Linked DNA regions of Homo sapiens: region 2 is linked to region 1. The links are chromatin loops, found by intact Hi-C in ENCODE. Cell type or tissue: thyroid gland. All regions are shown on one strand. Each heading gives the region's core, and the rest is flanking DNA. Links, peaks and the distances in the headings are about the cores only. Region 1 holds the start of IGF2BP2 (insulin like growth factor 2 mRNA binding protein 2). Region 2 overlaps IGF2BP2 (insulin like growth factor 2 mRNA binding protein 2).

Region 1 (11,664 bases), core at 5,380-7,879:
TGCAAGTATGTGGGCAAATATTTGAAGTGCTTTTCTGCTTGCTTCTAGTCTCTCAGTGAAATAGAAAGCAGGGTTATCAGCTGAGACCCTGGGTGGAGATGATCAATTAGAAGCTGAAAGTGAGATAAGAAATAACCATCTTGGAGAAAGACTGCCAGGCCGTACTCAGGGCCTGTATCTTCAGCTTTGCTAGATACTGACAAATTACTCTTCAGAGTAATTGTACCTGTGTATACTCTTGCCAGCAGTGGATGACTGTTTCTGATGCTCCATACCCTCACTAAGACCCTTGAACCATCAGAATTTTAAGATTTTTGTCAATTTGATTTTATGTACATATGTATGTATAAATGACAGGGTATCGCTCTGTCACCTAAACTGGAGTGCAGTGGCATGATCATAGCTCACTGTAGCCTGAACCTTTTGGACTCAAGGAATCCTCTTGCCTCAGCCTCCTGAATGGCTAGGACTACAGGTATGTACTACCACACTCTGCTAATTTTTAATTTTTTTTTTTTTTGTAGAGACTGGGTCTTACTTCATTGACCAGGTTGGTCTTGAACTCCTGGCCTCGAGCAGTCCCTCCTGCTTCAGGCTCCCAAAGTGCTGGAATTACAGGCATGAGCCACCATGCCCAGCCAGTGAATAGTTTTAATTTCCCCAATTACTCATGAGTTGAGCTTGAGTTTCATCTTCTGTGAATTAGCCCATTCATACACTTTGCTCGTTTTTCCAATGGTTGTCTTTTTCTAATTGATTTATAAGATCTCTTTATGCAGCTTGGATAATACATCAGTGTTTACACTATGACTGTACAAACATTTTCACTGTTGAGCCTATGACCATTGCTCCTTTCTTGTATGACCACGTATTTTTCCTTCAGTTAATGATTTCCTTGTTTTCCCACTTGTCTGGCTTTCCATATACTTGTGATTAATTTTTTCCAAATGCTCCAACATGTCTGCTATCCTATCAGAAATAATCATTATGCACTCACAGAAATGAGTTCCATTTTGTTGTTGTTCCTTGAAGACCTCATTCTGAGCCATCTATCCTCTTGTTCCAATCTGTGCTGGTTGCTCGTGGGATGGCTGCATTGCAGGCATTCTGGATTTTTAAATTCAGAGTCTACCATGTTGGATTCCTTATTTCCCAAATCCCATGTAATCTTCTTCCATGGTTTTGCTGGCACTTATCTCCCAGTAGCTTCCCCAAAACGGGCATGTCTGAATTCTTGCATATCTTTTTAAACTGATGGTCTCACTAGGTTTAGAATTCTAGATTGAAGATAATTTCCACTCAGTTTTAAAGGCATTGCTCTATTGACTCCCTAGTTTCCTGTTTTAGGAAAATACATTCTCATTCCTGTTCCAACTCCTTTGTATGCGACCTATTTTGTCCAGATGCTTTTATAATTTGAGTTCAGAATTTCATGATGATGTGATTTTTAGATCTTCTATCATTCATTTTGCTGGGCCTTCTGCAAACTCTTTGATCTGGAGATCCATGTCTTTGATTCTGAGAATCTTTTTTGTTTTGCATTATTTCTTCTGTCTTGTTCTCAAACATTTCTGAGTTAACATTTGGATTGGATTTCAAATGTGGAACAGATACTTTGTGTGTCTGTGCCTTTGCATATGCTATTCTTTCTGCCTAGGATGTATTTCCTCTCTTACGTCTTGTATTCTAGTAAATCCCTAATTATCCTTCAAAACCAAAATCAATTCTTTCCTGATGTTCCCTTCCCCAACACTGGGCTGAATGGGATGCTCTATCTTGTATGCTCACAAAGTCTACTGTGGCACCTCTAATGCCATGCTATGGTCTGTTTATATATCTGCCTCCTCCACTGACCATAAATTCCTTGAGATCAGGATGATGTTTATTTATTCTGTATCCTCAGTGCTTAGCACTACACAGTGCCATGAATAAATGAATTCAACAAGGGGATTGTGCAAGATAAATACCATCACATACATCTTCGTTTAATCCCTTAGAGCAAACCTCAGATGGTCATTGTTTATTCAACAATATTACCCGAGCCTTTATTATGGACCAGGTTTCATACGGGCCAAAGGAAATTCTAACAGGAAAATGAGAAGATCTTATTCCTCCAGAAACCCACCATGTAGTAGGGAAGGCTTCCCTCCATCCTCCATGTTTAAAAATTCAGATATAACTCACATACCGTAAAATTTACTCACTTAAAATACACTTCAATGGTTTTTAATATATTCACAGTTGTACAACTATCACTAGACAAAATATTTTTTATCTGTATGAAGTGCTGTGTGTATCATGGGGCCAAGTCAGGGGAAGACAGGAGTTTACCAGGGGAAGAAATGCATTCCAGGGAAAGAGAACAAATGTGCAAAAAGACGGAATTCTGAAATGACCTAGCATTTGCATAATATGAAACTGCAGGGGGAGGTAGGCTAGAGTTTATAGTGAGGAAACAATTGGGCTAGTTTACAAATGAGGAATCTGAAGCTCAAATAGATGAAGTAACTGGCATAAGGCAATTATCTTATGCTAACTCAAGAAAAGGTGTCTAAGGCAGGGGTCCCCAACCTTGGTGCCATGGACTGGTACTGTGGCCTGTTAGGAACCCGGCTACACAGCAGGAGGTGAGGAGCAGGCAAGCATTACTGCCTGAGCTCCACCTCCTGTCAGATCAGCGGTGGCATCAGATTCTCATCGGAACTTGAACCTTATTTTGAACTGCGCATGTGAGGATAGGTTGCATGCTCCCTATGAGAATCTAACTAATGCCTGATGATTTGAGGTGAAGAAGTTTCATCCTGAAACCACCCCCCAACCTGTCTGTGGAAAAATAGTCTTCCATGAAACCGGTCCCTGGTGCCAAAATGGTTGGGGACTACTGGTCTAAGGGACATTACCCTACTACCAAATCATTCCTGATGCACAGGCAGGTGCAGGACCTTCTAAGAATTACCTCCAAATGTTGGCTTTGCCTCAGCCTTCCAGCAAATAGGCTTCACTTTCTCTTTCAACTTCTCACATTATCTAGAGACACTGGTTATACTGACTACATTATCAGTTGAGCAAAAAAACATTCCGCTATAGCTTTGTAGGTTCAAAAGGATCGCTTGAGCTCAAGAGTTTGAGACCAGCCTGGGCAACACAGTGAGATCCCATCTCTTAAAAAAAATTTTAGCTGGGCATGGTGGCATGCATCTGTAGTCCCAGCTACTCGGGAGACTGAGGTGGGAGGACTGCTTGAGTCTGGAAGTTTGAGATTGCAGTGAGCCATGATCACCCCACCACACTCCAGCCTGGGTGACAGTAAGACTTTTTTTAAAAAAAAAAAAAAAAAAAGAAAAGAAAAAGACTTAACACTTATGAACTCTTTGTTGTTAGACTAAAATGTTTTTTCCAGGTGTGTTTCAGGCCCTCCATGTGATTAAGAAAAAATTATACTTTCCTGAGCTTCAGTTTTCTTACCTGAAAAGAAGGATTAAGAAAGCTTGTCCCAGCCACCTTATCACTGTCTTGCCCAAAAGAATCGCTGGGAAACAATGAGGATCTGTACTGCCTTTGAAACTCTTGAGGAAAACATTAGTTAATTCATGCTTTAAAAGGTAATATGCCTACTATAAGATTTTCTCCAAATTTCTGACCTCTGTTAAACATTCATAAAATCTTGGCTTATCAGGTGTAAACCAAGTCTAGATCAATCAAGATGGTCTCTGTTTCAGCTCTCTGGGGGAGGGATAAGTAGGGGAACTCGAGAGAAAACAGGTAGAAAATAAGTTTTGCCTGGCAGGAGCAAGGCCTCTGAATTTCTGACTTTGCACTTGGAGGCTGTCCCCTATTGTCTTCAAAGGTCCCCAACCCCTTCTCTATCATGTGAAAAATAACTCTGCATTCTAAGATAAGGCACTGTAGATGCTGCAAACCAGGGGTGTAGTGGAAGCATGCCCTCCATCACACTTACAGTTCAAGCCCTCCTTCTGCAGCCCTGCTGTTTCCAAAATTCCAGCAGGACAGCTGACAACTGCAGCAAAGAGCAATTATTTCTCTGAAAAAAAAAATTTCAAAGTGACTTGGTGAAGCAGGGTAAGAAGAGTTCACCAGAAGCCACCTGATAGGGTTCGGCTGTGTCCTCACGCAAATCTCATTTTGAAACGTAACTCCCATAATTCCCACATGTCATGGGCGGGACCCGGTGGGAGGTAACTGAATCATGGGGGTGGGTTTTTCCCATGCTGTTCTTGCAATAGTGAATAAGTATCACGAAATCTGATGGTTTTATAAAGGGCAGTTCCCCTGCACACGTGCTCTTGCCTGCCCCCATGTAAGATGTGCCTTTGCTCCTCCTTCACCTTCCGCTATGAGGAGGCCTCCTGGGCCGTGTGGAACTGTGAGTCCATTAAGCCTCTTTTTCTTTATAAATTACCCAGTCTTGGGCATTTCTTCAGAGCAGTATGAAAATGGACTGATACACCACCTCTGCCAAGAATCTGTACATTGTCTAATGTGTTTTTCGTCTCACAGTAAGACCAAATAATTGATGTATCTAAAATGCTACACAACAACAACAACAACAACAAGTTTTTCTGACCTGTTGGAGAGGAATGAGGCCAACTATTCCTGCCACTCTCGTTTCTCCTTTACATGTACCTGTGAATAATAAGCAAATATGCTGTCCTATAATATAAAGGTGACCATATCAATTAGGAGCACATGTGTAAATAATCTAAAGATGGTTAGTTCAGTCTGCTGAGGTTTATGCATGCACAAGTCATGTTCATTTGTGATTCTCTGATACAATTTAGTAAAGAAGCATCCACACCTAGTTTATCTATTACTTTGGGGATTAGTAACCAAGTTCATTCTCAACTCCTGGAGCAGTAAAATCCGATTCTTTTTCTAGAGAGAGAAAAAAATATGTGAATACTTGAGACAAAAGCCAGAATTCAAATAACTGCAAATATCTAGGTGAAAATGGATTCATTACTTTCTCCTCTGGATACCTAATTAGTTAAGAAGATCTCCTTCTGTAGAATAAAGTATTTTAAAAGTTCATGAATTCCTGGGGGAAAGAAGAGAAACAGGCATTAAGTGTCTGACCACCCATGTCTCAACACGCTAGGCAGTTATCCTTCTTGTAGCCCTCACAACAGCCCTGCGAGGACTGGTTATTTTATCTCCTTATAGATGAAGAAACTTAGGCTCGAGAATGCTGGAACATCTCAGGGCACAAAGATGGGGGCAGAGAGAAGGTCTGAGTCCGGGGCAGATAGGCCTTCCACTCCAACAGTGTTTACCAGACCAGAATCACCTGGGAGTACTTGCGGAAAATACAAAATCCAGCAAGCCCCATTCTCTCCACGCCGCTCATCAACAGGAAAGCTTGGGAAAGACAATACTACTTCACGACCCAGTCAGGAGACCCGAACTTGTTCCATTCCTACATTCGTGACTTCTCCACCCAAGGACACTCCCCGCACCCGCGCCCCAACGCCTTCACAAAACCCAACATATCCGCGATCAAACCTTCAACTCTCCCAGTGGCCCCCAGAGGTCCAGAGCTTGGAATCTTCTTCTGCCTCCTCACCTCTGAATCCCGCCATTCTTCTCCCTCCTGTAGAATTTCATTTCCTGGCTGGGACCAGGCTCTAACCATCAGGCTTCCAGCCGGGCCCCGGAACTTGCAGCCCGCTCTAGCCTGTCTGGCTCCTGCCCGAGCCCCTCGGCTCCAGCCTGCTCTCATCCCAACCCTGCCTCTTCCGTCGGTCACGTTGTTTCCTCCGCTTGGAAGGACCTCTTTCCTCTCCGGGCCCTTCCCAGTGCTCGGGGAACTCCTACACAGCCTGCGCTCCTCCGCTTCCAGCCACCCTCGCCTCCCACCACCCTGGCTTTGGAGCTGAACCGGCCGCGCAGCCGGGCGGCGACCATCCGTCCCCCGGCCGCTGACCCCAGCGCTCCGGCCTCGCCGCAGTCCCTGGCCCCTCGGCGTTCGTTTCCCCACCCGCCACCTGGCTTTCGCCGCCGCCGCCCGGGAAGCCCTCGGCACTTCCCAGAATAGAGAGCAGCTGCCAACGTCAGGCTGCCGCCTGCCGCGGGGTTCCGGACACGCGGGGTCTGGGCGGAGAGGACGTGACTCCGCGCTGGCCTTCCGCCTTCCCTCCCCGGTCGGGAAACTGAGGCCCGGGACCGGGAACCACTTCCCCGCGAGCACGGTCCGCGAGGGCCCGGCCAACCCCGGTCCTAGGCGTCCCGACTCCCGCGCGCGATCCTTCGACCACACGCGCCGCTCGGTCACCTCAGAGAGCGTGGCGGGGAGCGGGTCTCAGAGCGAGCGCACGGCCCGGGAACGCGCAGGGCGCCAGCCCCGGCCAAGTCGCTGCGAAAGTTGTTGTCTCCCAGCCTGCCCTCGCCTCTCACCTCCGGGACACACCTTCCCGCTTGCCCTGGCAGCAGCGCACTCACATCCGGTCCACCTTGCGCACACCCCTCTCCGCGCTCACTCGCAGCCCCTCTCCCTCCCACGCCCGCGGCTCCCCGTCGCCCCCTCGCGCGCTCCCACCCGCGCCCGGGGCGCGCCTTCCCCGCCCCGCCGCTCGCCCGGCCTCGGCGCCGCGCCCGCCCGGGGTTCCGGCGCCCGGAGCCCCAGCCCGGGGCCGCGACCCGCTTCCGCCCGCCTGGCGCGGGGCCGGAGCCCGAGCAGCCACTGCCGAGCGCGGTGGGCGCGAGGCGAGGGGCGCAGCGGCGCGGGGCGGGGAGGGGGCGCTCGCTCGCTCCCTCTCGGCTGCGCACACGCCCGTACAAACTCTCACACAGACACACGCGGGGTGCGCTGCCGCCGCCCGCCGCTGCTCCTCCTCCCGCCACCGCCTTGAGAGGGAGAGAGAGGGAGGCAGAGAGAGCGCTTTGTCCGCGCGCCGCCGCCCGGCCCGGGACTCTGCCCCGAGGAGGCAGCCGCGCCGAGTCCCCGCCTCCGCCTCTGCCCCCGGGCGGGCCGGGCCGGCCGCGGTGGGGGGAGCCAGGCTGAGGGTGGGGGTGGGTGGCGGGCGGGCGGAGGGCGGGGAGGGGGGGCGGAGGAGGAGGAGAGACGAGGGCAGCGGAGGAGGCGAGGAGCGCCGGGTACCGGGCCGGGGGAGCCGCGGGCTCTCGGGGAAGAGACGGATGATGAACAAGCTTTACATCGGGAACCTGAGCCCCGCCGTCACCGCCGACGACCTCCGGCAGCTCTTTGGGGACAGGAAGCTGCCCCTGGCGGGACAGGTCCTGCTGAAGTCCGGCTACGCCTTCGTGGACTACCCCGACCAGAACTGGGCCATCCGCGCCATCGAGACCCTCTCGGGTGAGCACTCAGCGCGGCCCCCTCCCCCCGCCTCGCCCCGCTCAGGCCGGGACGGCGCCGGGAGGGAGGCCGAGTCCGGCGGGCGGCGCCCGGCGGCGGCTCCCGCGCCCGCACGCTCACTTCCACGCACCAGACCCTCAACTCTCGCCGCCGGCCCGCTCCTGGGACGGCCCGCTCCCCTCCCCCCACAGCTCTGGACTCTGCCCTCGCCCTCGGGGCCGCAGCCTTGGGGCGCCCCCCGTGCCGCTCCGAAGGCTCCCGAGGCTCGCCGGCTCCTTAGGGGCACCCCTCGTTCGCCTGGCGCCCCGGGCTGCTCTGAGCTTCCCCGCCCCCCACCCTTTGAGCGTCCCCTGTCTCACTTCTCCCCTGACCTTCCTGTCACCCCCTTTGTCAGGGTCCCCCCTTCCCCAAATCCAGCGTCTCTTCCTCCTCCCCCGGCCGGACCTTCTCTCTTCCAGTGCCTCGTGCCCAGAACCTCTCGCCCTCTGGCGTCTCCTGAGCCGCACTCTCCTTTCGAGCCCCCTCCCCACCTCGCCCCACGGCCCCCCACTTTTGGCACCCCCTCGGCGCCACCCTGGTGACCCCCTTCGAGATCTCGGGGCTCCCCCAGCCCCAGCCCTCGCACGACGGCACATCCCCTCGGTCCTTTCCCGAACCTCAGTCCCCTCTCGCTTGCTCTCTCAAGCGCTCCTATTTTTCTCTGAATTTTTTGTCCGATTTTATTGAGAAGAACTCGGGGCTGGGGGCTTTCCGCCGCCCGTCCCCCCGCCTCCCGCTCGGCCAGAAGCACCTTTTTACGAGGTGCCCTGTCTCAACTCGGTGGGGGCCAGGGTTGAGAACCGGGAAAGAGGCGACCGGGGGGCCCGCGAGCGCGCTGGAGCCCAGACAGGAGACGGAGAGCGACACACACACACACTCGCGCGCGCGCACTCCCCAACTCTCCCCAGCACACGCTCCGCTCCCAGCCGCGCGGGCCCCCGGGCCCCGGCCGGCGCCCCCCGAACCCCGGCCCGGCGGGAGCCCCTTCCCCACCGGCGTGTGGAGTGGGGGCGGGGCGGCGGCGAGGCCAAGGTGACACCCAGGAGCGGGCAGGGACAGGGCTGTCGCTGCGGCGGACTCCGGGGGGCTTCGGCTCGTTTTCTCGGGGCCACCGGGAGGAGAGGGCAGGGAGGGGAGCCCGGTGGAGCCTTCGGGCCCCGGATTAGCGGAATGGAGAGGTGGGGGCCGGGAGAGCAGCGGGGCCGCGCCAGCCCTGCAGCTTGAGTTTCAAATGAGCTCATCCTTTCAAATTGGCGCCGCTCTTTATTAAATTTGTTTTTCCGGTAATGCCACCCACGGCTATACCTGGGGTCCGACCCGGGCTCGCACCCTCCTCGCCTTGTCCCGAGACACGGGGCGCCCACCTTTCTTTCTACTGGGAACCAAGTTCGCCCAGCTCGATCCGGGTAGGAGACCCCTTGGGGGCGCCCGAAGGCGGAGCCCGAGCGTGGAGTTCCGTGCGTGCCCCCCCTAGACCCCCGCGGGCTTGATCTAAGCAAGGTTCTGAGTGCTTTAATTTCTGTTTTAAAGGTAAAGTGGAATTGCATGGGAAAATCATGGAAGTTGATTACTCAGTCTCTAAAAAGCTAAGGTAAATATACTTTGCTTAGTTTTTTTTTTGCGATTGGCCTTACGTATAAGTAAAAAACGTACACACAGCTTTAAAAAACGTGCTCTTGGTAGTTTTTAAAGGGGCTTTTGTTTGTTTTGTTAGTGGAGATACATAGTTTAGAAAGCTACTTTTTTTTTTTTTACTTTCATTATATAAGGTGTTTACTGTTCTTGGAAAATATCTGGTGCCTAATTGGGGGTCGGGGTGGCGAACACCAGCTATGTTCAGTTCGCTGGGACCCTGTAACTTGTTTATCAAAAATTGCCTCCCACCCCCACCTCCCGCCCCTACCCCCAGCAGAATAGCAGCAAATGCTTGTCAAGACTTCCTGTGAGATGTGAAGAGTAAATATTTACTATGTCAGCTAAATTGCTTAACTAAACTTAGCGATTAATTACTTTTCTCTTTTAGATAGTTTAATGTTGAATAGTAAAATAATTCAGTAAGGGGTCAATATTTTGCATAGCTTTCTAAAGAAGTGGGTTGTTTGGATTGGATGGCAGTTAAAAGCCGGACTTTTTCAGTCACTGAGACTACTGAGTATAGCTTCTGAGCATTTTGTTGTTGTTGCTTGTAAGAAATGTTTGCGGCTAAAATAAATACCCTTGTGAAATCTATAGTTATATTTAAGTGCACTGTTGTTAATGACGGAGTAACAAGTTTTGTGGAGGTTGGATTTCTCCACAGTGATTTGCTAACATGAGAAGAGAAGAGAAAACATCTTTGTTTAAAGTTTATTGTGGACTTTAAATTTGGGCCCTTTATTACTCATTCTAAATTTTTTTCTTCTGCTGTGTGTCGAAACTTAGTTTATATCCCATTCACATACATTTCTTCACCATTAGTCATTAAGTAGCTGGACTGGAGCTGTTCAATGAAGTTTTTGATGACCACCTTTACAGTTTATCAGTCAATAGTTTAACCACCTGATTTTTGTCAGGATTGAGTAGATTTTAAAACAAACTACCCTAATTTTATAAATACTTAGATGTGTTGCTGAAGGGATTTTTAAAAATTGTGTGCCACATTTCCAGATATGTTTTATTTTAAGTAAGCAACAGAATAACTTTTGTTTGCAAATAATCTCTGTGGCATATGAGAAAATTACTTAAATCCTGTTTTTTTTTTAATTTAAAAAAGGTGAGTTATGATTTGCAGTTTCATGTGTAATATTAAGCTAGTTCTTTCCTCTATTGGGAAAGATGTAACGTGTAACCAATTGGTTTTCAATAAGGTATTCTAAATTTGTATACTTTTCTTTAAAATAATATTTTTTGCTTGAGAAATCCAAGTTGAAGCTTTCTGATATATTAACTATTTACAACAAATATAAATTACTATCTCACAACACTTGAAAATTTGCAGAATGAATATATTGAACAGTGAAATAACTACCCCAAGTATTTGATACAGTATGTTTCTATAAATGTCTAATTCTGTTGGCTGTTTGCGGTTGTGAATACTTTTGGGGGTTATAATTAGTAAAAAAAAAAATTACTAGAATTTTATCTTAGTTGGTGTCTCATTTCATGTTGCAGTGTGCATTATTTAATTTTGTGGTATATGTGAAATACTGGTTTATCTAAAGTTATTAACAGCTCCTAAAACTTCTCACAAATGTACTACTTTTTATCTTTTTTCTTTCAAAATGCAGATTATTTGCTGTTAGCCGGAGTGTCATTTAAGTAATTTTGTTCTGTTTAAGAGTTCAGAATTGAAGGCATGTCCCCAGTTTTTAGTATAAGTTAAATAAAGAGCAATCTAGGATTTATACAGCCCTATTAGTTGATGATTTCTTTGAACATGTGGGCGATGTGAAATACCCAGGAGGTAGATTAAAATGCGCTGTGTATGATTCACTACACTGAAAATGTTTAACATTCCAAATGTATGCATAAGCTGCTGCTCTAGAGGAGTTACATCATTTCTGATTGGATGGTTTTAATTTTTTTTTCCTTTCCTTTATTAGTTTAAATGCAGAAATTAGCTACTTGTACTGCAGGCTAAGGGAGAGATAGCTAATGACCGGTATTGTGTACTGAGATCAGACTTCAGGGATGAAGCAGCTGTATGTTCTCATGTCCTGGACACTACCACGTTGATGGCTTTCTAAATCCAGGGTACTGTGACATTTGAAACCAAAGCTTTTATGTTATATGGAGACTATTTTGGTGTTCTTGTGTTGCATTTCTGTGAATATTAACAAGTTAGAAGTAAATTTGGCAGTGTTAAGTCAATTCTATATGTGGTTTTTGTGTTAGTTGAAATGAAAATGGGAAGAAAATAGTTCATCCTCATTGCTTGCTTACTTAAAAATCATTCAACAATTGAGTGCATTTTCTTTGTATTGTAGTGATTTCTTTGATTTCTCAAGAATTAGTTTGATTATCTGTATCTCAAATAGATTTTTTAAGGTTAATGATAGTTTGGGAGGAGATGTTTTTATCTTATGAAATTATTGGCATGCCATTTGCTTACCAGTTGTATCTTTTGTTAAATATTCTGGCATCATTTTATAATAGCATAATAGACTAGATGCCATTATTTTCTCAGGGTCACTTAGAAATAGAAAACTCTTTTCTTTTTGCAGCGTATGTTTTATTCTTATTAAATGCAAATTATTCTAATGTCAACCGCACATAAAGCATTTATTTCTCTTTGTAAGTTGGTTTCAGGCTCTGTT
Region 2 (11,664 bases), core at 9,042-11,541, 52 kb after region 1:
TTTTTGTATTTTCAGTAGAGACGAAGTTCACCATGTTGGCTAGGCTGGTCTTGAACTCCTGACCTCAGGTGATCTGCCTGCCTTGGCCTCCCAAAGGGCTGGGATTACTGACGTGAGCCACCTCGCCAGGCTGTTGTTTATTTAATTTTGTTTTTTATTTTAAAATATTAACAAAGATTGTGTATATTTTTCGTATGTATGTATAATAACTTTCTGTCAAGGTACTCTACTATATGTTTGCTTTAACGTAAAAATATCAAAAAATATTTTAAAACTTCACAAGGGGTTGATATTCCACAAAAATGTGATATCCTTTATAATAAACTGGGGAAAATATGGACTACACCCATTCTGTATCCCCACCCCATCACTCTGAATCCCTGGGAAGATTTACATCATAGATGGGGAAGCATAGCTGAGCTACTGGTTATGCACAAATAGGTATTAACCACTTCGGCCAGTCAGGTCTTGGAAGTAGAGGTCTGTTTTTACATAAGGTGATAAAGACAATGAGGTACAGAGGCAATGACCTTTGGCTGGTGACCAAGTAACGGCTCTCATAGACTTTCCCTGGTTTATGTCCCTAAGTTTGTAAACACCTCCTGGGTTGGAATCTTGGGAACTCTTTGTCCTGCCCTCAGGGGTGAGAACTCCACTTTTGCTGACCTTGGCAATCACAGTGGCTTTCTACCACCTTAAGTCCTTCTTCCCCTGTGCAGAGCTCCCTGTAACCCTGGAGGGCCTAGCCCACTCTCCCACCTGAGGGCCATTGTGCAGTTAGGCCTTCCATGACCTTCTCAGAGCAGAGGCTTCAATCTATTTTCAGTAAGAGTCCAGATGTTTAGAAATCTGTATAGGTGAGGGGCACATTTACTTTTATTGCTGTTCGTAGAACAAGAAGGACCACTCTTGGTTTGCAAGTATCTTGTGTGTCTCAACTGTGAATCATATATATGATAACCTTTAATCTTATCACTATCCTTTTATCCATAAACCTTCATAATTGGTCTAGCTTCACCATGACACTTTAGTGGAATTAAACTTGAACTAAAAACTATGTAATTAGAACTATTAATTGTGTTAGTAACTTGATAACACAAGGCCCACAGCTGACAGGTGGTTAATCCCAACTACATAACTTCTTCATATGTGCTCTTAAAGATGGAGTTGAAAACAATAACCACCACAAGACTTTGGGAGAACATCTCAGGTGGGTGTTACTTGGTGACCATGCCAGAAAGCCAGCGACTTCCACCTCCCAGTCCCCACCCTGGGATCCTGGTGAACTTCATGCCGGCTCTTCTCTGTGTAAGAGCCTTGTACCCTGTGAGTTTCATGCTTTGACTTATTCTAGTCACTGTGTGGACACAGTTATGTAGCTATTTTCAGGTAAGACCAGTGTAGGTATGCCTGTTAATTGACAGTCTGCGCTCCCAGTGATGGAATAAAATTACTAGGAATAATTATTTTTTGGTGACCACCTTGTAAGTGCCATGGTATAGTGGAAAGCCCTTTTCAAAGGGTCTCAAAATTAGTGGATGGTAATATAACTTTCTATGTAAACGAATGTGAGTTTCTTGAACATGGTAAATTAGAGAACACCATGCCCAAAAGGTTAATTCCAAGCAGAGATAGTCGGTGAAACGTTTCAAGACTATTTGAAGCAAACACATGATGCTTCTAGTCTAGTTGAATATCAATGTGATACAGAGGAAAAGGGGTAGATTTTGGAGTCAAATGGACCAATATTAGAAATTAGCCGTGTGATTTTAAGCGAGTTTTAAATACCTTCAACCTGTTGTTTTCTCATCTAAGAAAAGGGAGTTGGGGGCTAATAATTCTCTACATCATTAAAATTTTCCTGGCACATTAAGTTCCTGGCACAAAGAGGGTGTTTTTAGCAGTACTCACTACTAGGGCCATCTCTTCACTCTTTTCTTTCTGAACGAAGAAGGAAGGAGTTGTCTTACTCTACTGAGTCACGGTTTAAATTTAGCAAGATCTCAGAACCAGTACATATGTTTTAAATGGTTATGGGAAATATGCCTTCTATTTGAAGTGAGCTGTGCTTGATTCATATTTTTTAAACAATATATATATTCTGCCCAATTCTAAAAAAAAATATTTCAAGTAGCTAATTCACTTCTTAGTCATACTATGAACTCCCAGGACCTTATCCCACAAATGCAGCCCTGGTTAGAACTATTCAAAGAGCCTTTGATGCTTCAAACCCACTAACCCCATTTTGCACATTTCCCCAAAGCAAACGCACTCATGCATACACACACACACACACACACAAACACAAACAACTTATGACCCAACTTTTGGGAACAATGTTAAAGCAAACAAACAAAATTCTTAGAAAGTTGTGAGGTGCTTAAAATAGTTTGATTTTTAAATGATTGAGGAGCTTTTCCCATAAGACTTGGTGCTTGCTGCTATAAATAAAGGCATGCATATATGTCCAGAGTTGTATCTCTCTAGTCACAATGCTTAAACCGACTTCAAGAAGTCAGTTGTATTATTTTAATATTATTATTTAATATCCAGGATCCACTGTAACCTTTTAACCCTGTTAACGCCAAACCTTTAAAAAGAGTTTAACTTCACAAAGCCTATAAGTCAGATTGAGAATATTTCACATGAAAAGCTTCCAGGTGTCACTTACCTTTAGAAATGGAATTTTTCAGCCTATTATTCGGGACAGACAACTAGATTCTTCCTTTCCTCCCAGCTCCTCAAACACTGTTGACATTCTCACTATGACATTTCTAATGGATTATCATTGCTGAAGCTGGGAGATGGATACATAGTATTTGTCTGCTTTTGTATTTGTTGAGTTTTTTCCACAATAAAAACAGACAATTTTTTTAAAAATGCAGAATAGCTGGAATTCATCCTTAATCTACTTTATGTTGAGGATAGGGTAGTAGTATTTTTTTGCAGCCTTATTTCCTTGGGTTGTTCAAGGCAAGGTATTGGAAAAGTTAAAAAACTCAAATAACTAGATTTGAGAGCCCCAAAGTGTACATATTATTTGAATTCTAATGTTTCTCCTGAGAATTTCCAACCTGAAGCTGCCAAAAAACTGCCTTAAAATGTGGATAGGTATTATATTTAAATATGACAGTGTGGCAAATGTGGTGTAATTGAAATGATAGAGGACTTGGAATCACAAGATGTGAGCCAAGGTCTAGCTTTGCCACTTACTGGTTAGATAGTCCGTAGACATATCATGCAACCTTTCTGAGCTGGTTTCTTCGGCTATAAAATGGGGACGATATGTGCTCTGTGCACTTCTTAGGGATCTTAAAAATATATTATTATGATTATACATAGCCTGGTGAGTAATTCATTTAGGTAGAATTCATATCATCCGTGGGAATGTGCAGTAGCAGAAGGAATCACGTATATAACATGTTTTCAGGTAGCTCACAGACAAATGAAAAAAGCTACCTTTCTGTGTATACACAGAAAAACCAACATCATACCACTTTTGAAGACCTTTTTAAATAGCGCAGAATATACGCAGTAGCAGCTGAATGTGTATGTGGGAGAAAACGCGAGAAAAAATGGTCTGTGCCAGTGTACCAAATACCCGCAGTTTGCTGAAGATCTTTAAATTTTCTGTCCATCTTTCTGCAGCCTTATCCTGAACATATGTTCTCTCCATAAACTCATTTGGCCAAGGAACTATATAGCTACTTGAAAAATATTTGTCCCACAGGTGATAAGTGATGTATTCTCCTTTCAATTAATAAGCAAATAGAACATCATAATCCTCTTTTAACCTCCCATCCCTAATCCTGGTCCCTTTCCTCCTTTCCCAGTTGTAACCACTATTTCCTTTCATTATCTGTCTTTCCAGACCTTTTCTCTTCCTTTACATATGCGTATATGTATCCAGAGAGAATATATAATGAGGCATTTGTGTTTCTTTTCTTTTACTTTAAACAACTGTCATACTAAGTGGAACATTCCACAACTGGCTTTTTTCACGCAACATGTCTAGAACTTTCCATGATCTGGCTCATTCACTTTAGCCTCCGTTTACTGTCTGTACTGGTTTGTTTTGCCATTTGCCTATGGTTAGGCTGTTTCCAATTCCAAACATGCTGCAATAAACATCTTTGTAATATCCTGTTATTTACGCTTATATACAAGTATTTCTCTAGGGTAGGGATTGAGAAGTGGAATTGCTAAGTCTTAAATCATATACCTTTACATTTTATTGTTTAATGGCAAATAACTCTCCCAAGTAAAATGAACACTGTATTTTATACTTTGGTTTCTTGCCCAGCTTTTCAGAATGGCAATAGGAGAAGCTTTCAGAGGACAGTTACGGTGGTCTAGAGTAGACCAGTGCTTTTGTAAACCTTAGCGTGCAGACTCATTACCTGGGGATTTTGTTAAAATGTAAATTGTGACTCAGTAAGTTTGGAATGAGGCCTGGGGGTCTGTAGTTTTAACAAGCTCCCAGTTGGTGATCAGGGACCACACTTGGAATAGCAAGAATCTTGCTCCAGTTCATTTTTTAGCATTGTGTGGAAGTTATTTTATGGGTGTGTGTGCCCATGTATTAACTCATGGACACAAGCATGTTTCCTAGGAAGCTATGTTTTGCCAGAATTTGGACCATAGCCCCCAGTCATCTTGACCTTTAAAGTTAGATACTGTGAACATTTATGGCAAAATGTTGATGGTGATTGAAACTGGGTGAAGGGTGCTGTAGATCTGTTGTATGTCTCTACTTTTGTGCAGAGAATTCTGTGGAAATGCTCACAATACACTTTGAAAATAGAAGAAAGATCCCTTTAAAGTTTGAGTTATTCCTAAAGATTTTCAGCTTGGTACATGCTGCCATGCCTTTCCTAGATTTCCTGTGGTAGATGATTTGGAAGTGTTTTATTTTAATCAGTAGTGTATTTTGACTCATGAGTTTTAATTTTAGCATATCAAAGTATTTTTAGAAGTTTAAAAATAACTGCAAAAAAAAAAAAAGCTTTGTTCCATATCTGCCTACCTTAGCAGCTCAGTCAAATCACCCTCAGCCTTCCTTTTTCAAGAGAGGATGCCATAGAGCGGCATACACCATGATCACTGCATGGTAGTGTGTTAGCTCTGGAGGCACTTTAGAGAAGGAACCTCTAAGGCCAGAGTGCCCATGTTGACTTATTGGTGATCACCTGAACACTGTTATGTAAGGTTTTGAGGTCTCATCTGGGTTCAACAGAAAAGATTTCTGTGATTAACTAGCAATGTTGGTCAGAGTGTGCTGGATTGGAGAATTGTAGCACAAATAGCATGTATTGGTTGACTCTGGTTCAGTGAAAGTAGTTATTTTATAGTTGAGAAAACAAGACACCAAAAATGTAAATGACCTGTCTTGGGTTCATGGTTAGCAGAAGAGCTAGTCCTGTAGAACCAGGTGTCCAGATTCCGAGTCTAGTTCCCTTCCTGCTGTGCCATCCTGATAATGAGACTGTGACTAGCTGTAGAGTACTTGCATGTTGAAGCAACTTGGTAGAGGGGAAGGCATTATTCGCCTTTTAACTAGGTGATCTTGGGCAAATCAGTTAATCCTGAGAGGGAATATACAGCAGGTCCCAAATAATGTCATTCAGTTTTATGTTGCTTTATTATAATGTTGATGAGAAAAAAGTTGACTCCTGGCTAGGCCGCTGTGTAGAATTTGCACATTCTCCCTGTCTGTGTGGCTTTTCTCTGAGTACTCCAGTTTCCTCCCATATTCTAAAGTTGCACACATTAGGTTAATTGGCGTGTCTAAGTTGTCCCTGTCTGAGTGAGTGTGGGGGTGTGTGTGAGTGCCGTGAGATGGAATGGTGTCCTGTCCAGGGTTGCTTCTGGCCTTGTGCCCTGAGCTGCCAAGACGTGCTCCAGCTACTCTCAACTTTGTATTGGAATAAGCAGGTTGGAAAATGAATGAATGAATGAATATAAATTACTGTAAAATGAAAGTAGATGGTAGTACAAATGCATGACAGTAAGTGATACAGCACAACAATGCTCAGCGAGCCTCCACATTTGTGATTTTTTTTTTTTTGACGGAGTCTCACTCTTGCAATCTCGGCTCACTGCAACCTCCACCTCCTGGGTTCAAGAGATTCTCCTGCCTCAGCCTCCCAAGTAGCTGGGATTACAGATGTGCATCACTGTGCCGGGCTAATTTTTTTGTATATTTAGTAGAAACAGGATTTCACCATGTTGACCGGGTTGGTCTCGACCTCCTGACCTCAGGAGATCTGCCTGCCTTGGCCTCCCAAAGTGCTGGGATTACAGGTGTGAGCCACTGTGCCCAGCCCTTGTGATGGTTTTTGAACTGTGTGGTGATAGGAGATGCTCCTTACAATTTTAGCTTTGCAAACATTTATTCCTTGATTTAACCCACCACCATTATGACTGACATCACTCACTGATTCACTGAAAATTGGGTAAATAATGATCTTACTTGTTTTTATGAATATTTCTTAGATGTGTGCATAGCTCATTTATTTAAATGTTTAAAATTGAAAGTGTTTTGGGGTTTTTCTTTTAGAAGTTTGGTGATTTTGTTATTGTTGTTGTTTTTTTGAGACAGGGTCTTGCTCTGTCACCCAGGCTAGAGGCTAGTGGTGCGATCTTGGCTCACTGCAGCTTCGACTTCCTGGGCCCAAGCCATCCTCCTGAATAGCTGGGACTACAGGCATGAGCCACCATGCTTAGCTAATTTTTTTTGTTTTGTTTTGGTTTTGGTTTTGGCTAATCTTTTATTTTTTTAGAGACAAGGTTTTGCCATGTTGCCCAGGCTGGTGGTTTTGTGACCAGAAATATACCTTAAAAACTTAACTCTTCTTTATATTAACTAGCCTATGGTAAAATTGGTTTTGTTACACATCATTTTGCTTAAAGTTGCAGTTTCCAAGAAGCTATTGACAACATTAAGTGAGGACTTCCTGTAGTTTCTTCTTTTGGAGGCAACTATCTCTCTTTTCACTTTGGCCACTAGGAAGCTCAGAGCCAAACTCATAGCTCTAATGTAGCAACTCTTTAGTACCCTTTTGAACTGAATAATTGTATTTTAACCCTACTTTCTTTCTGAGTCTGCTTCTGTCTTGACCTCCTAATCTAATTTCCTATTTTCTTACCCTGATGTATTCATTTCATTTATATTGCACTGTTTTATTGTATGTCTTTACCATAAGCTGCCTCAAATATTTGTGAAACAGATGGTATATAAATAAAGAACATTGGAATGTTTGAGAAAGTTGTTGTTGACAAGACCGATGAAGATGAAAATAGTGTAGTTCTGAGAAAATGTTGGTTGCTGTGGCATCTGCTCTTTTTTTCTCCCTTGCACTCTTATCTCCTGGGGTGGTCCATCTTCGTTACCTTCAACTCCCATGACACCCCTGCTGTGGCTTTGGCTGCATTCTGGAGTCTTCTCTATCTCCGCCCTCACCCTGGATTCACAAATGCAGATCTGTATTTCTGACTTCCTTCCTATTGGATAGCTCCATCTGAATGTCCCTAAGTCCCTCAACTCAACACGTTCAAAACGAGGCTCAGCATCCTTTCCCCCAGATCCTCTCTGCCTGGATCTCAGTTGCACCACCATCAACTTCATTTCTCCAGTCAGTAACCCGGTCCTCACTTTTTACTTTTTCCATTTTCTGATCCTTCACATCCAATCCACAACTAAGACCTGTCACTTTAAATTATAAACATGTTGTGGATCTGTTCTCTCTACTCCATACTACCTATAAGGCTCTTTGGAGTTTTTAATCTATCCTTGCCTACCTTGGGGTTTTTATTTTATTTTTATTTATTATTTTTTTAGAGGCAGAGTCTCACTTCTTTCACACAGGCTGGAGTACAGTGGCATGATCGTAGCTTACTACAGCCTTGAATTCCTGGGCTCAAGTGATCTTCCCACCTCAGCTGCCCAGGTAGCTGGGACTACAGGTGTGCACTACCACACCCAGCTAATTTGTTAAGTTTTTTATAAAGACGTGACCTCACTGTGTTGTCCAGGTTCGTCTCAAACTCCTGGGCTCAAGTGATTATCCCGCCTTGGCCACCCAAAGTGCTGGGATTGCAGGCTTGAGCCACCTTGCCATTTGCCTATTGCTAGGCTGTTTCCAATTCCAAACATGCTGCAATAAACATTTTTGTAATATCCTATTATTCACGCTTATATATAAGTATTTCTCTAGGGTAGGGATTGAGAAGTGGAATTGCTAGTTCTTAAATTATACCTTTACATTTTATTAGTGCTTGGACTGGCGTTTTTATTATTGCAGTAATCTTCACTCAGCCATCTTCTTTTATTTCCCTAACCCAGCCCATCCTTTGTCCTACAGTCAGTGATCTCCATTTCTCTTCAAGCTAAAGTTCAAATATCTTAGACCTTTCATACATTGCTTTTGCTAAGCTTATTAGTCTTATGTTTTGCCATTCCCCAACCTTGCTCAGAATGATGTTCCCTCTCCTATTCTGTTGGTGCACTCCAGTTCACCTTTCTCCTTGCTCTGGATCATTCTCCTTCCTTGGAACTCTCAGGCTGCTTCTTTGGCTTGTCAAGATCCTATGTACATCTCTGTTCTAGCTCTTACCATTGTGTGATGTGTTGTTTAAATGATCATCTTCCACTTGATTGGATGCTGTTTGGAGGGTCCAGATTGCGGCTTCTGAGTCTCTGTCTCCAGAGTTTAGCCACATATAAGATATCATAAGTGTTCATTGAAATGTTTGCTGAATGAAGGCACTGCAATTCTTGGAACAACTCCTTTACAAAACAACACCAGTAATATGGGTATTAATCACACATCAACAGTTATTACTGCCATCATTTACTGAGCTCTCACAAGGCAGGTATTGTTGTAAATGCTTTGCATGTTTTTCTCATATAACTTCTGAACAGTCCTATGAGGTCAGTGCTGTTATTATTCTTTTACAAATAAAGAAACTGAGACCATAGAGCTTAAGTAACTTGCTAGAGTTCATCCAGACAAGTGTTGGAGCCAAAATCTGAACCCAGCTCCCTCTTTTTTTTTTTTTCTTTTTAGACGGAGTCTGACTCTGTTGCCCAGGCTGGAGTGCAGTGGCACAATCTGGGCTCACTGCAAGCCCCGCCTCCCAGGTTCAAGAGATTCTCCTGCCTCAGCCTCCCAAGTAGCTGGGACTACAGGAGCCCACCAGCATCCCCGGCTAATTTTTGTATTTTTAGTAGAGACGGGGTTTCATCATATTGGCCAGGCTGGTCTGATACTCCTGACCTTGTGATCTGCCGTGACCTTGTGATCTGCCCACCTTGGTCTCCCAAAGTGCTGGGATTACAGGTGTGAGCCACCACGCCCGTCCCCAGCCGCCTCTTAACTGTCACATATACTGTCTGTGAGACTTATTTATCAATGGGAAAGCAGGAGTTGGCCCCACTGGTGTTTCTTGAAGTTGTTTTTACTTTCTTTTCTTTTCTTTTTTTTTTTTTGAGACAGAGTCTCGCTCTGTTGCCCAGGCTGGAGTGCAGTGGCGCGATCTCAGCTCACTGCAAGCTCTGCCTCCAGGGTTCACTCCATTCTCCTGCCTCAGCCTCCTGAGTAGCTGGGACTATAGGTGCCTGCCACCATGCCTGGCTAATTTTTTGTATTTTTAGTAGAGACAGGGTTTCAATGTGTTAGTCAAGATGGTCTCTATCTCCTGACCTCGTGATCCGCCCACCTCGGCCTCCCAAAGTGCAGGCCTTACAGGCGGGAACCACCATGCCCGGCCTGTTTTTACTTTCTTAGTCCGTGATTTAGCAGTAGTAGAGGAAAACAAGCAGACATCTGAAACCTGGTGAAAGTCATTGAAACCATGCAAGCCCTGTGTAACCGTCTCCCTCCTGCTTGCTTGTGCTCTAGACTGTCCATACCCGCCTCAATTGTATGAACTGGAGTAAGGATGAGGCCATAATTATTTGCCCTTCCAGAAAGGCACACATTCTGGCACTCCTCCAGAAAATTGTGTTCAGCACTGTGTTAAGGAGAGGTAGAGAACAGCAGGCAGCTCTCACTCCAGCCAGAGATCAAAAGAGATTTGTTTCTCCTCTCAGTCAGTGAAGTCAGGACTTCCAGGAAGGGAGGGCCAGAAGTGAGAAGATCTCCGCGAAGGAGCTGAGAAAGTATTTGTCTTTGTTAGATCACTTGCATGAGTGTGCTCAGCACGTTAAAAATGTGGCACAAGGGCTTTTAGAGCACTTGTTTTTAAACGAGTATTCAGACTGCAAGTAAAATTGAGCTAATGAAAAGAAAATTGTGAGAATTTAAGCCTAAGAAGTTACACTGAGAAATTTCAGCAAGAAAAAGAAAGTGGCATGAGAAGATGAGTTGATCAAAGGAATTGTAAAGTACTGTAGGGATAAGGCCAGTTGCTCATTTTTCTATGAGCAACTGATCATGTTTCTTTTGACCTTATAAATAAACCCCTCCTTGGCCTTCCTAACTTAGTTTTTATGTAGGAAATTTAAACTTACCTAAAGTCTATTTTGTTCTGTTTTTAACTAAGTAGTTTTAAGCATAAACACTGAATTTTAAAACCATATATCTGGGGAAAATTTCCTACTTCTAAAAATTATCTATTCATGTATATTTCCATTTGAATGTGTAATCTGCACTCAAACTTTGTATGGGAACAATTTATATTTATTTAGTACTTCCGCCTGTTAAATTATTTGAAGGTCTAATAGATCATTCTGTCTTAGCCAAAAGCTCAAGTTCTATAGTCTATAGTGTTATAATAGTGATTATTCCTCCTTAACAATATAGACAAGTAGGAATTATCTGTTTTACTAATCAACACACAGAGCAGGTAAATGGCTCAGTAATAGGAGTTAGAATAGCACCTAGGAGGTATAAAAATGTGGCCAGCTATCTTTTTGGTTTGTCTGCTTACCTGGTCCTTAGTGAAGAGATTTGGAATGGTATTGTGCTATTTAGCCTCCTGGGTAGCAGTCACGTGCTTTGCTGCTCTTGGGAACCTAATTGGTACCCTGATGGGGTTAGTTATCAGGCCTCCTGGAGCACCTCTATATTCCCTTGCAGACACCATTTAAATCCTGGAGCTTGGGAAGCAGGGATGAAGTCTTCTGCCCATTCATTAATAGATGGCCCAGGCTATGACATTATTGAGAGCAGACATTTAGAAGGGCGAAAGAGAAGGAAAGGGCCGGGCACGGTGGCTCACGCCTGTAATCCCAGCACTTTGGGAGGCTGAGGTGGGTGGATCACCTGAGGTCAGGAGTTTAAGACTAGCCTGGCTAACATGGTGAAACCCCGTCTGTACTAAAAATACAAAAATTAGCTGGGCATGGTGGCGCATGCCTGTAGTCCCAGCTACTTGGGAGGCTGAGACAGGAGAATCGCTTGAATCTGGGAGGCAGAGTTTGCAGTGAGCTGAGGTTGCACCACTGCACTCCAGCCTGGGCGACACAGCGAGACTTTGTCTCAAAAAAAAAAAAAAAAAAAAAAGAGAGAGAAGGGAAGAAAAGGAGTTGTATAGGGATTATCCCATTGTAATGATTGATGATGATATAGTGATATAATACACTATGTACAGCCGTTGTAGTACTGAATTGCTAACTTGTGAAGGAGAGATGAGAATCTTTCAGATACAGAAGCATGAGGA

The links. Hi-C counts contacts between places; a loop is a spot of excess contacts. Peaks named below come from ENCODE experiments on the same cell type or tissue, not always from the same donor. Only the 100,000 strongest peaks of a DNase experiment are listed, where the experiment ranks them.
Region 2: it touches region 1 in a loop (1.9-fold over the local background); 11 of 110 quality-filtered maps call a loop at or near these places.

What each region holds. Positions count from the first base shown.
Region 1 is chr3:185,820,449-185,832,112 of GRCh38, reverse strand. IGF2BP2 (insulin like growth factor 2 mRNA binding protein 2) reads left to right here and starts at 7,071. Exons shown (of 16, transcript NM_006548.6): 1 at 7,071-7,330; 2 at 8,900-8,960. The coding sequence starts at 7,153. RefSeq lists silencers at 6,254-6,343, 6,754-7,023, 7,035-7,265 and an enhancer at 8,205-9,068. In thyroid gland, for the core only: a CTCF peak has its summit at 6,836; DNase peaks (open chromatin) are centred at 5,792, 6,372, 6,912 and 7,810; H3K4me3 peaks cover 2,492 bases; H3K27ac peaks cover 2,154 bases.
Region 2 is chr3:185,772,421-185,784,084 of GRCh38, reverse strand. All of the region lies in intron 2 of IGF2BP2 (insulin like growth factor 2 mRNA binding protein 2), which reads left to right. Among named protein-coding and RNA genes, the nearest start is that of MIR548AQ, 10 kb to the right of the region's middle. RefSeq lists enhancers at 3,513-4,013, 4,101-4,998, 9,581-10,433. In thyroid gland, for the core only: no CTCF peak of the experiment used is centred there; a DNase peak (open chromatin) is centred at 10,134; H3K27ac peaks cover 822 bases.